Linked DNA regions of Mus musculus: region 1 is linked to region 2. The links are chromatin loops, found by intact Hi-C in ENCODE. Cell type or tissue: left cerebral cortex. All regions are shown on one strand.

Evidence for each region. Hi-C counts contacts between places; a loop is a spot of excess contacts. Peaks named below come from ENCODE experiments on the same cell type or tissue, not always from the same donor. Only the 100,000 strongest peaks of a DNase experiment are listed, where the experiment ranks them.
Region 1: a loop joins it to region 2, with 2.0 times the contacts of the local background. A loop is called at or near these places in 5 of 42 quality-filtered maps.

The regions. Positions count from the first base shown.
Region 1 is chr2:170,263,561-170,268,560 of GRCm38, reverse strand. No RefSeq gene overlaps it. Among named protein-coding and RNA genes, the nearest start is that of Gm34542, 53 kb to the left of the region's middle. In left cerebral cortex, a CTCF peak has its summit at 2,021 (motif pointing right); a DNase peak (open chromatin) is centred at 240.
Region 2 is chr2:170,128,451-170,133,450 of GRCm38, reverse strand. It overlaps Zfp217 (zinc finger protein 217), which reads left to right and starts at 2,231. Exons shown (of 6, transcript NM_001033299.3): 1 at 2,231-2,403. In left cerebral cortex, a CTCF peak has its summit at 2,351; DNase peaks (open chromatin) are centred at 48, 2,028, 2,145 and 3,271; H3K4me3 peaks cover 2,451 bases; H3K27ac peaks cover 848 bases.

The DNA of each region.
Region 1 (5,000 bases), 140 kb before region 2:
AACAAAACCCCAATGGACTCAGCAACCAACTTGCAACCTCCTAGGCTATGCCAGTATTTTGTCCAGAAGGAAGGAAGTCCTTGTAGCCCAAGAGAAAGAGATGGGAGATTCTCTGGCAAGTCAGCAGGCAGAAGGTTGATATCGGCTGCTGGCTTTTGTAATTTCCAACTGTAGAAACCGGCAGGCAGTCGGGGCAGATCTCCCGGGTCCTATTAGGTATAAGAGTGTTATTTCCACTCCAAAACCAGGCTGCCTCTGGGTGAGTGGGTGGACACGGGAATGTTGGCCCCTCCCTGACAACAGAAAGGATTCCGCTGGGATCCTGTTCCCAGACTGTAAACACTGAAGCGCCTCTCCAAACACATAATAAAAATCAAGACCCTGCCCCCATTCTTTTTTTTCCTGTGCTATGCATGATTCAAATTTAAATCCTGATAAATATCAGCGTGGAGCCTCCAACTTCATAAACACTGGAATTTTCCAGAATGCACACAAAAGCTTCTGGTGAGAAGATAGCATCCTGGGAGACGTTTTTACAACTTCTACAGTGTATGTGTTCCCTGTCGCAATTTTTTTTTTTGTGTGTTGTTGTTTTGTTTTGAGACAGGGTCTCCTGTAGCCCTGGCTGGCCTTGGACTTACTAGAAAGCTGGGGGTGGACTTGAACTTCTGATCCTCCTGCTTCTGCCTCCCAAACGCTGGCAGGACAGTGGAGCCCACTACTCCTACAAGGTTCTGTTGACTGAGCTCAGGGCCTCCGCCTGCTAGGTGAGCATTCTAACAGCTGACTCCCAGCCCCTGCAACAAGGTTCAGAAGTAAAACAACTAAAACTAAAAACCTCCTAAGGGGCAATGACAATAACTAATGTCACCTCCCTGCCCCCCCCCCAAAAAAAGCCTGTCTCTACAAGTAGAAAGAACAAACTTGGTATCTCTAAGTGCAAACAGCAAGGAGAAGCTTAATAAATTACAAATCTAATCAGAATCAAAGCACATTTACTCCTAGAGGCAAAAGCAGAAATTTTCCCTCAACTGCCTTACATCAAAAAGGCCAATTTTCTCCTGCTCACTTAGGAAGGAACCCGTCCTGGAAGTCTCTCTTCAGACAGGAGTCATTAAGCCGCTGCCTCTGACACCGGATTAGGTCATTTGTTTCTGGACTGCTTTTCCGCCCTTCGCTTACAACTGGGCTCCACAATTTGTTCCAACGTTTTCTGGCTTTTCCGATGTGTTCAGACAAAGACCAGGAGCTTAAATCTCCCCGATTTAACTGGTTGGAGTGTTAGCAAGAGGGAACGGAGTCACAGAATTGAGACTATATTCGGTGCGTTTCATTGGGACATAATTTCTGTCTCCACGAGGGAACAGTTGTGTTGGTTCTAGGAACCACTGAACTGTAAATAAGCCCTACCTTACCCCTCTGTTTTTTCAACACCGGGAACGCAAGAGATTGGCAATAAACCAGGTGAGCAAAACTTACCTCTCAGAACGATCTAAAAAAATGAAAAAGGATCCCTTTTACCATAACATTGCTCTCTCTGTGTTAGCCAACAAATGAAAAGGAAGCGGGGAGGACGAGGAGGAGGGGGAGGGGGAGAGAAGTAAGGCTTTGATTCTAAAAGAAATCACTCAAGTGTGCCTCTTAGTCAAATAATTGAAGAACGAGCTTAAATAACACCCCAACTCCCTGGCATTTTGGAGTCTCACATACATCATTAATTGGTCTGGCATCATTAATCGTCTTTAAGATTGGCGACAACCAGGACGGAAGAGATCAAATAACCGAAGACAGATCACGCACCTAGCGCAAGGTGTGGCCAAACCGGTCTTGGCGTTCCTTTCTGTTTACAATACGCCTCGGGAAGTGGGCTTCTCAGTTCCTCCGGATCTGGGACTGTATCCATAGACAACTCACAGGCTTACAAATAAATATGTCTGGGTTGGTTTTTTTCTCTCTCAAGATTTATTTATTTTTATTTTATGTGTATGAGTGTCTGCCTAAATGGCTGTACATCATGTGGTGCAGTGCCTTGGGAGGCCAGAAGAGGGCGTCAGATCCTCTGGAACTAAAATTACATGGGTAGTCAGGAGGGGCAGTGTGGGTAGGGTATTGGGATCAGAAGTTGAGTCCTCTCCAGGAGCAGCCAGTGCTCTTAACCACTGAGCCATCTTTCTAGCCCCATTTTTTAAAATATTTATTTATTTATTTATTTATTTATTTATTTATTTATTTATTTAATGTATGTAAGTACACTGCCGATCTCTTCAGACACACCAGAAGAGGGCATCAGATCTCATTACAGATGGTTGTGAGCCACCATGTGGTTGCTGGAAATTGAACTCAGGACCTCTGGAAGAGCAGTCAGTGCTCTTAACCGCTGAGCCATCTCTCCAGATGTTACCCATTTTTATGAATTCCCTTCTAGAATTATTTTGAAGGAACTGTAAACGGCCTCAATGACTTTCAGTCACGGCTGAGGTTAGCAGTAAGGCTGTGTACACCCCTCGGGACATTAACAGTGTAGGAGCCATTGGCTTACCAGTCTCCATTCCCATGGGAAACTACTTCCTAAATTTGAGAGCTAGATATGAACTCCGGACCTTCGGAAGAGCAGTCGGGTGCTCTTACCCACTGAACCATCTCACCAGCCCTGATGGGACTTTTAAAGAGGTGGTCATGGTTAAGAGGTCTTCAAGTTGCTGGGGGCGTGTCCAAGGCTGGCAACAGAGCCAGCCAACCACAGACTGGAATCTCTGAAACTAAATGAGCCCAAGCAAACCTTTCTGCTTTATAAAGCCATTGTCTCCAGTATTTGTAATAGTAACAGAAAGCTGACCAGTGAGTTTTTTCCTGTGTGATGCTGACAGATCTCGCACACACTAGGTTAGTAACCTAGCACTGAGCTACAACTCAAGTGTAGAGCGCTTCTACATTCTTACTCCATCTGTGGCGCTGGAGGGGTCACTTCCTCCCGCAAGGGGCATTTGGAAACATCCAGAGACCTTTTAATCTGTTATGAGGAGAGAGGGGGGTTGTTCTACCTTCTCTCCTTCACGGGGCCACACTCAACCTCACCAAAGTGTTCTGCCTCCCAGAACAGCCATGCCTAGGGTGATCCTGTGAATGCCTTAGGAGAAAGTTAGGTGATCCTGTGGGGCTGGCCCTCCTTTGACCTTTGAACCAAGATGACTCCTGCATGTCCCCCAGCTTGGCCAGCAAGAGTCTCTTCCCCAGGACTCTACTAGAGATGCTTAGGAAAGATGTCAGTTTCTCTGAGATCAATGGTTGCCCAGACTGGCAAAGGTAAGGGAGAAGCAAGAGAAATTAAAAGGCCCAGGGTCAGGGAAACACAGGACTCTTTGTTGGTGTTTTTATTTCATTTTTGATTGACATGTAAGTACAGTTACTTATGAGCCATGATGTGATGTTCCCACAAGGGTGAATCAGGCCCCAAGTCCTAGGCTTTTGAGACAAGTGTGCCTGTAAATCCCATCTCTGGAGGAAGATTTGTCTTATGGGTTTTATATAAGCTGATCTGAACTGGCCTTCTGCAGTTTTTCAAGCAAGGGTCTTGACTAGTGCAGAAACTAATCAGTGAATATTGCTCTTATGAGAATGCTAAGGCCGGTGAGACGGCTTGGCAAGCAAAAGCACTCACTGCTGAGCTGGGGAACTAAGTTCAGTTCCCAGCAGCAGAAGAAGACAACCCACCAAGTTGCTCTCAGAGTTCCACACTCATACCATAGCAAGCATACACACACACACATACACACACACACATACCCCACAGCATGCACACACACACCACATCGTGCACACACACATCCTACATACCACACACACACACACACACACACACACATGTACGTACACACACACACACACATACACACACATGAATAAATGAATGTAATGAGTTGTAGTGTAGCTCATTGATAAAAATGAAAAACACTAAGGCTAGACATGACGTAGCTAGTTCAGCAGTCAAGAGCACCAGCTGCTCTTCTGGTAGACAAGAGGTTCCATTCCCAGTGCCCACATAGCAACTCACAACCATCTGCAATTCCTGTCCCAGGGGCTCCCACATCCTCTTCTGGTCTCTGGGACATAAAGAACATATCTGGCACATAGACATACATGAAGACAAAACAGACATGCCTATCAAAAAACAAACTAAAGTTAAATAAATATATTTTTAAGCAGCAGAAGGGAGGAAGGAAGGAAGGAAGGAAGGAAGGAAGGAAGGAAGGAAGGAAGGAAGGAAGGGAGGGAGGGAGGGAGGGAGGGAGAGAGAAGAAAGAAAGAAAGAAAGAAAGAAAGAAAGAAAGAAAGAAAGAAAGAGAAATAGGAAGAGAGAAAGAAAGGAAGGAAGAAGAAAGAAAGAGAGAAAGAAAGAAAGAGAGAGAGAGAGAGAGAAGGAAAGGAAGAAAGAAAGATAGAAAGGAAGAGAGGAAGGAAGGAAGGAAGGAAGGAAGGAAGGAAGGAAGGAAGGAAGGAAGGATTATATAGGTGCCTCAGTGTTTTCCAAAGGAATAGAGGCTGTAGCCATCAGCTACTGGTCGCTACTATGACCTACATAAAAAGCCAGGCCACTGCTCTTTTGTAATCCCAGCACTCAGGATCCTTGGAGCTCACTGGCAGCCAGCCTGGCTGCGTTGATAACCAACAGTATCATGAATCCCATTTTACTGATGGGCTCAGCGGCCCAGCTGCTGGTCACACATGTTTCTCCTATGTGTTCTTCAGGGGAGGTCTGGTGTGCGTGGGGGGAGGGGGAGTGCCTCTGTGCAGATGGAGGTCAGAGAAAGATGTCAAGTGTTTTTTCCTTGATCTGTCCTCAGGGGCCGGAGTCCCTTCTGCAGGGCCTCTCCTGAACCTGGAGCATGTTTGTCCACTAGGCTTGTGACTGCAAGACCCAGTGATCCTGTCTCTGTCCTCCTCCTCCAGTGCCAGGGTTTAGGTCCACACCTGGCTTTTTCACATGGGTGCAGAGGTTCACA
Region 2 (5,000 bases):
AAGGCAGGAATTCCGATCTCTCCATGTCCCTTGGAAAACACGGTATGTGTTTGCAAGCTCAGCCGTCACTGGCAGAATTTTGCAACGATTTCCCAGTTTTGTTGGCACGTCTCCAGGAGGGAAGGTTCTTTGTAATTCTTTGCTCAGACATCAGGATCTCATACAAACCTCTTAGCAGATAGATCAGGGAAGGCAAATCCCTTTCAATTTTAAGAGCTACAACATAGTAAGTCCCCCTCCCCCTTATTTGTGGTGGTGGGAGGAGAGGGATGAGAAACAGTAACAGACCATCTGATGCCAAAATGGCTTAACAGAGTATGGCTTTGTGAGGGCATGGAGAACCGCCCCCCCCCTCCCTTTCTTCCTTTACTCTGAAAATAACTCAGTAGCTACAAGGTCTGAGAGCCCGAGTCTCATTGTTCTTAGCCAAATGATTGTTTGTCAAAATATTTGATTGTTTCCCTGTTGCTGCTGAGACGTTTGGACTTTCCTTTCTGTCCCATCTCCACACTAGGGTTTTTAACTATCAGCTATTGTGTTTACAGTATTCAAGGCTTCAGAGTGCAAAGGTTATCCATTAACATGGGGACTGAAGCTCAACCTCTATCCACTTTACTTGGTCATAGTTTTCTTTGTTTTATAGCAAAGCTCCCCTCCCTCGTTTTTTTTTTTTTTTTTTAATTTGGGGGGGTCAAAGTTAAATGAAGTCTTCTGCTTATGAATGCTTGCTGAGCTGTTGCGTTTTGATCGTGAATATTTATAAGGCTTTAACCTTATAAATATTATAGTTTATGATATTTATAGGGTAAATATAATACTTTAGAGAAAGATATTAATCTGTGGTGAGAAAAGGAACCCTAGTACTAAAAATGATCAATATCTTCTGGGCTTGGATGAGAATCAGGGCTGGCTTAAGGATCTACTTCCAGCGATGCTAATTAATTGTGAGTAAGTAATTGATTCACTTCCTTTGAAAAAAAAGACTAACGAGACCATATGTGGGTTGGTAGTTCTATGTAAAATGACAGCAAAAACATTCTACAAGGCAGGTTCTTGCCCCTTGCTAAGCTGTCTTCTTGAATTCTTCTTCCTATTTATTAAGGACTGCGTTGCTTACCAGTTCCGGTCGGTTCTTTTTTGTCCCGTTCCCCCCCAACCCCCACGCTTCTTTTTGATTTAGGAAATGGGTATGTATGCTTTTCTTGATGTTTTCCCACTTTTTGATACACCGAGGGCCAGCTTGAAAAAGAAACAAACAAGTTGACTGTTCGGTGTTAAGCAATAAATCTATTTTACATTTGAGTTCATTTGCATTTTGGAGCAGAAAAATTATTGGATGTGATTGTGGCCGCCATAGTTCCTCCCTGGGGCTTGCTTAAAACGGGACATCAGTCCCAGGCCTTTGGAGTCAAACCTTTTCCTGTCTTATCTTCTTTCATCTTTAATACGAGTCAGGAACAAAACAGAAGGGAAACGCTTTAAGTGAGATGGGCATAAAGAAGTGTGTGGTTTTTGTTTTTGAGCACACTTTTAAGCCTAGTTTCACTCAAATGAATTTCTCTGCAAACTAAGATTTATTAGGTACCAAGTCCAAATTCAGATATGAAACTATAATAGAAACACAAGCCCAGGGTGTTAAGGAAGAAATAAAAAGGCTTTTTGAAGATAACAATTTAAGAGAAAATTTATTCTTTTTAGGTCTCGGACCTTCCTCACATTGACTCTCTGAAAGTGTTAACCTTCACAACACCTCAGAACACCGCTATCCTGTGAGCTCCCGAAGCCAGTGGCAAGGTTGGTTTATTTTTAAATTTTTATTATTATTATTGTTGTTGTTCGTGATTCTGGGCGACCGGGGAGTTGGGCAACCGGCCCCTCCCCTCCTCTTCCCTCCCCTCCCGGGGCGCACCTTGCAAGGGAGGGGGAGGCGGCGAGGGAGGACTGGCTGTGCGCCTGCGTGCTGCGTTTGCAGCCCCCCCCTCCATCCCCAGAATACCTGTCACTGGAACCGCCCGGGCGCGAGCGCGCCACGTTAGGCCGGATGGCGGGACACGGCGCGGGGCGCGCGTGCGCGGGAGCCCACGGGGTGGGAGTGGGGTGCGCGCGCCGCTCCGCGGGGCTCGCGCCTCGGGGGGTCCGAGGGGGGCGTGGCCCGCAGCGGTGGGCGGGTCGGGGACGCGCTTGCGCACACGCGCGGTCACAGAGGGGGCGTGGCCGGGGGCGGGGCGTCAGGCGGCGCGGCCGGGGGGGAGGGCGCAACAGCTGCTGCGAGCACTTTCTGCCCCAACAGTCCCCCCGCCGGACGCCGGCCGCCCGCCCGCCCGCGCAGGGACCCCGCGCCTGCACTGTCCCCGCGCGGACGAGTAGGGGGCGCCCGCGCCGCTCCCTCGCCCCGCGCCGGAGGTGAGCCCGGCCCCCCGGAGCCTCTGTGGGGGTGGGGGTCCCGGCGCCCGCGGCCGTGGGAGGCGGGCATGGCGCGGCCCCGTCCCGGTCCCCGCGCCGTCGGGGCTAGCGGCAGACGCACAAAGGCCGCGCCGCCTCTGCCGCTCCTTCAGCCCCGCGGCTGGGCGGTGCAGCCGGACGGCCGCAGGTAAAGGGGCGCCGGGGCCGCGTCCCCACGGCTGCGGCCGCGCGTGGGGCTGGGAGGGACGGCCGAGACAATGGCCTGCCCGGCGCGGCGTGGCCGTCGGGGGTCCGGGCCCCTGCGGGAGCTGCGTCCTGCCAACCAAGGAAGGTGTTCGGTTTCACTCCCAAACTTAGAACGTCCCGCAAACTCCCGTGGGAAGTTCGTGCGGGTTGGCGGGAGGCGGCACCGCACATCCGAGGGCGCCGCCCCGTGCGCCTCAGTTTAGCCTCAACGCGAGCGGGCGCGCAGTGAAGGGCGCCCCCGCCTCAGACCCTCGGCGCACGGGAAGCGCATTCTTGGGCGGGGAGGGTGGGGGTGGGGACAGCGGGCGGGGATTTTTCCCGAAAGGTTTGCTTCCTGAAGTGAGCCGAAGTCCCGGGGGCCCACTTCTGGGACCCCCAGTGGGGGCCGGTCCGCACTCACACAGTAGTAGAAACTTTTAAACTTTTTATTGTTTGGGTCGGGGGCTCGGGGTGGTCGTTCCCAACCTTAAGGGCTGTGTCCTGTGAGCCTTAGTTTCTTTCTCTGAGAAACAGGCATTCCTGAGCATGCGTTGATTAAGGGGCACCAGCTTGGGGTCCAGGGCTGTAGGGCACCATGTGTACCCCAGGATCCCGTGGCCAGTTTCCTGGTTTGGGATGGGTTGGAGCCATTAAGTTGTATGTTTTAAGAGGCCTAGGTCTGATTTAGTTCAGGTTGATTCAATTATGTCTTCATCCCTTTTGAGGTGGTTGAATAACTTGACATGAGATTAAGGCCAACAAAAGAGGAGGCAGGGTAGCCACAGCTGCTGGCCATGCCTGGCAACTAGGTAGGGGCCTCAGGGGGCCTTTCACCTCTCTTTGTAAGAGAAAAACGTCCACAGCCTTCTTGACTACTTTTCCCAGAGTAAATCGACCACCTTGGTACCAAATTGGATATCAGATGTTAAGTTTTTGTTTCGAGAAGGATTAGTAACAGGTCTAGTTTCAAAAAAAAAATTTTTTTTTTTTTTTTGTAGTGACAAGTGCAGAGAACTAACCTTACTGCTTTCTGTCTGGGGAGTGTATCTATCAGACCACTAGTTGGTGCTTAGTTACTGTGCTGAGAACTTTTAAGGTGTGTCCTTACTGGTAGATGACTTTTCCCCCTCCTGCTGGAGAAGTCGTATTTATTTTAGATACTGTTTTTTCAAACCTGTGGAGCCTGGTGGTATATTTAGGCTATCTGGTTATTTTGGTTTTAATTTTGAATCCTGATTTGATTGAGTCCCTCCACCATGCTGCCAGCTTTCCAGTTATGTAAGTATAAAATCCAAGAGGCAGTGACCTCTGAAGACTGAGTTGTGGATAGTTAGCATTAGTCATCCCTGGGAACTTCCATATTTTGGCTCTTTAGACTGCACCTTGGTCTGTGTGCAGGAGGAGGAAGCAGGGGGAAGACCTGACTGGAGGAAGGCCACGTTTCTTTACTCCTTTCATCCTCACTCCATCTCCACACTTTGCAGTGTGATTTCCTTTAGTGGGATAACTGGCAGATTGAAAAGATCGACACTCCCTGATTGTCTTGGCTTCGCATTATCCCCTTTCACTTCTTACTTTAAAAAAGGAACTAAGATACCACTTAGAAAAGTTTTCCCTTTATGCTGAAGAATCTATTTTAATAATAGCTCTCTCTCTTTTTCTCCCCTCCCAGGTGGTAGGGGAGGGAGAGGGGGAGAGAAAGTTCTGACTCTGGCTTCTTCACGGGGGAGGGATTTGCATTTTCTTTGTTAGCCTCCATTTTTGGCAGAGAAACTTGGGGTGGATAGGAGCCCCTAATCCTTTCCAGTGGGCTTGTTTTGGAGGAAATCTGAAAATAAGACATAATCATCAAGTCTCTTATAAACTGATGAAATAATTGAGGCCTACAGTGGCCCTCGTGACTCAGGCTCTGTCTCCTGGCAGATAAGTGCTAATCACTTTTCTCCCTCAACATCACTTGAGTAGGAAATGCTGTTTTGCCACAGCAGGGCTGCCATCCCCCACCCAGGAGCCCTCTTCATTCGGAGCTGCCTGATTAGAGCTGGGGTTCCAGATGAGCTCCTTTTTCACCTTATCAAATGGCAGGCTTTTCCTCACTCGTTCCAAACATGATATTGGTTGACAAGAACTTTGGAGTAGTTTTAATGACCCTTGACTGCCTAAAACACAGGACGTCATAAAATATCTGCTGTGTGACTGCTGTGAACACAGATGACTGGGGCCTTCAAGTACTGCATAGGAAGCTGGGTTTCCAGGCGGCTAGAAAAGCATTATTCTTCGATTATTCAGTCTCATGTATGCTGTGTGGCCTGCATTTTGGATTTTTGAGGTCACTAGCTATAATTTGTTTTAAATGGCTGGATCCTGATTCC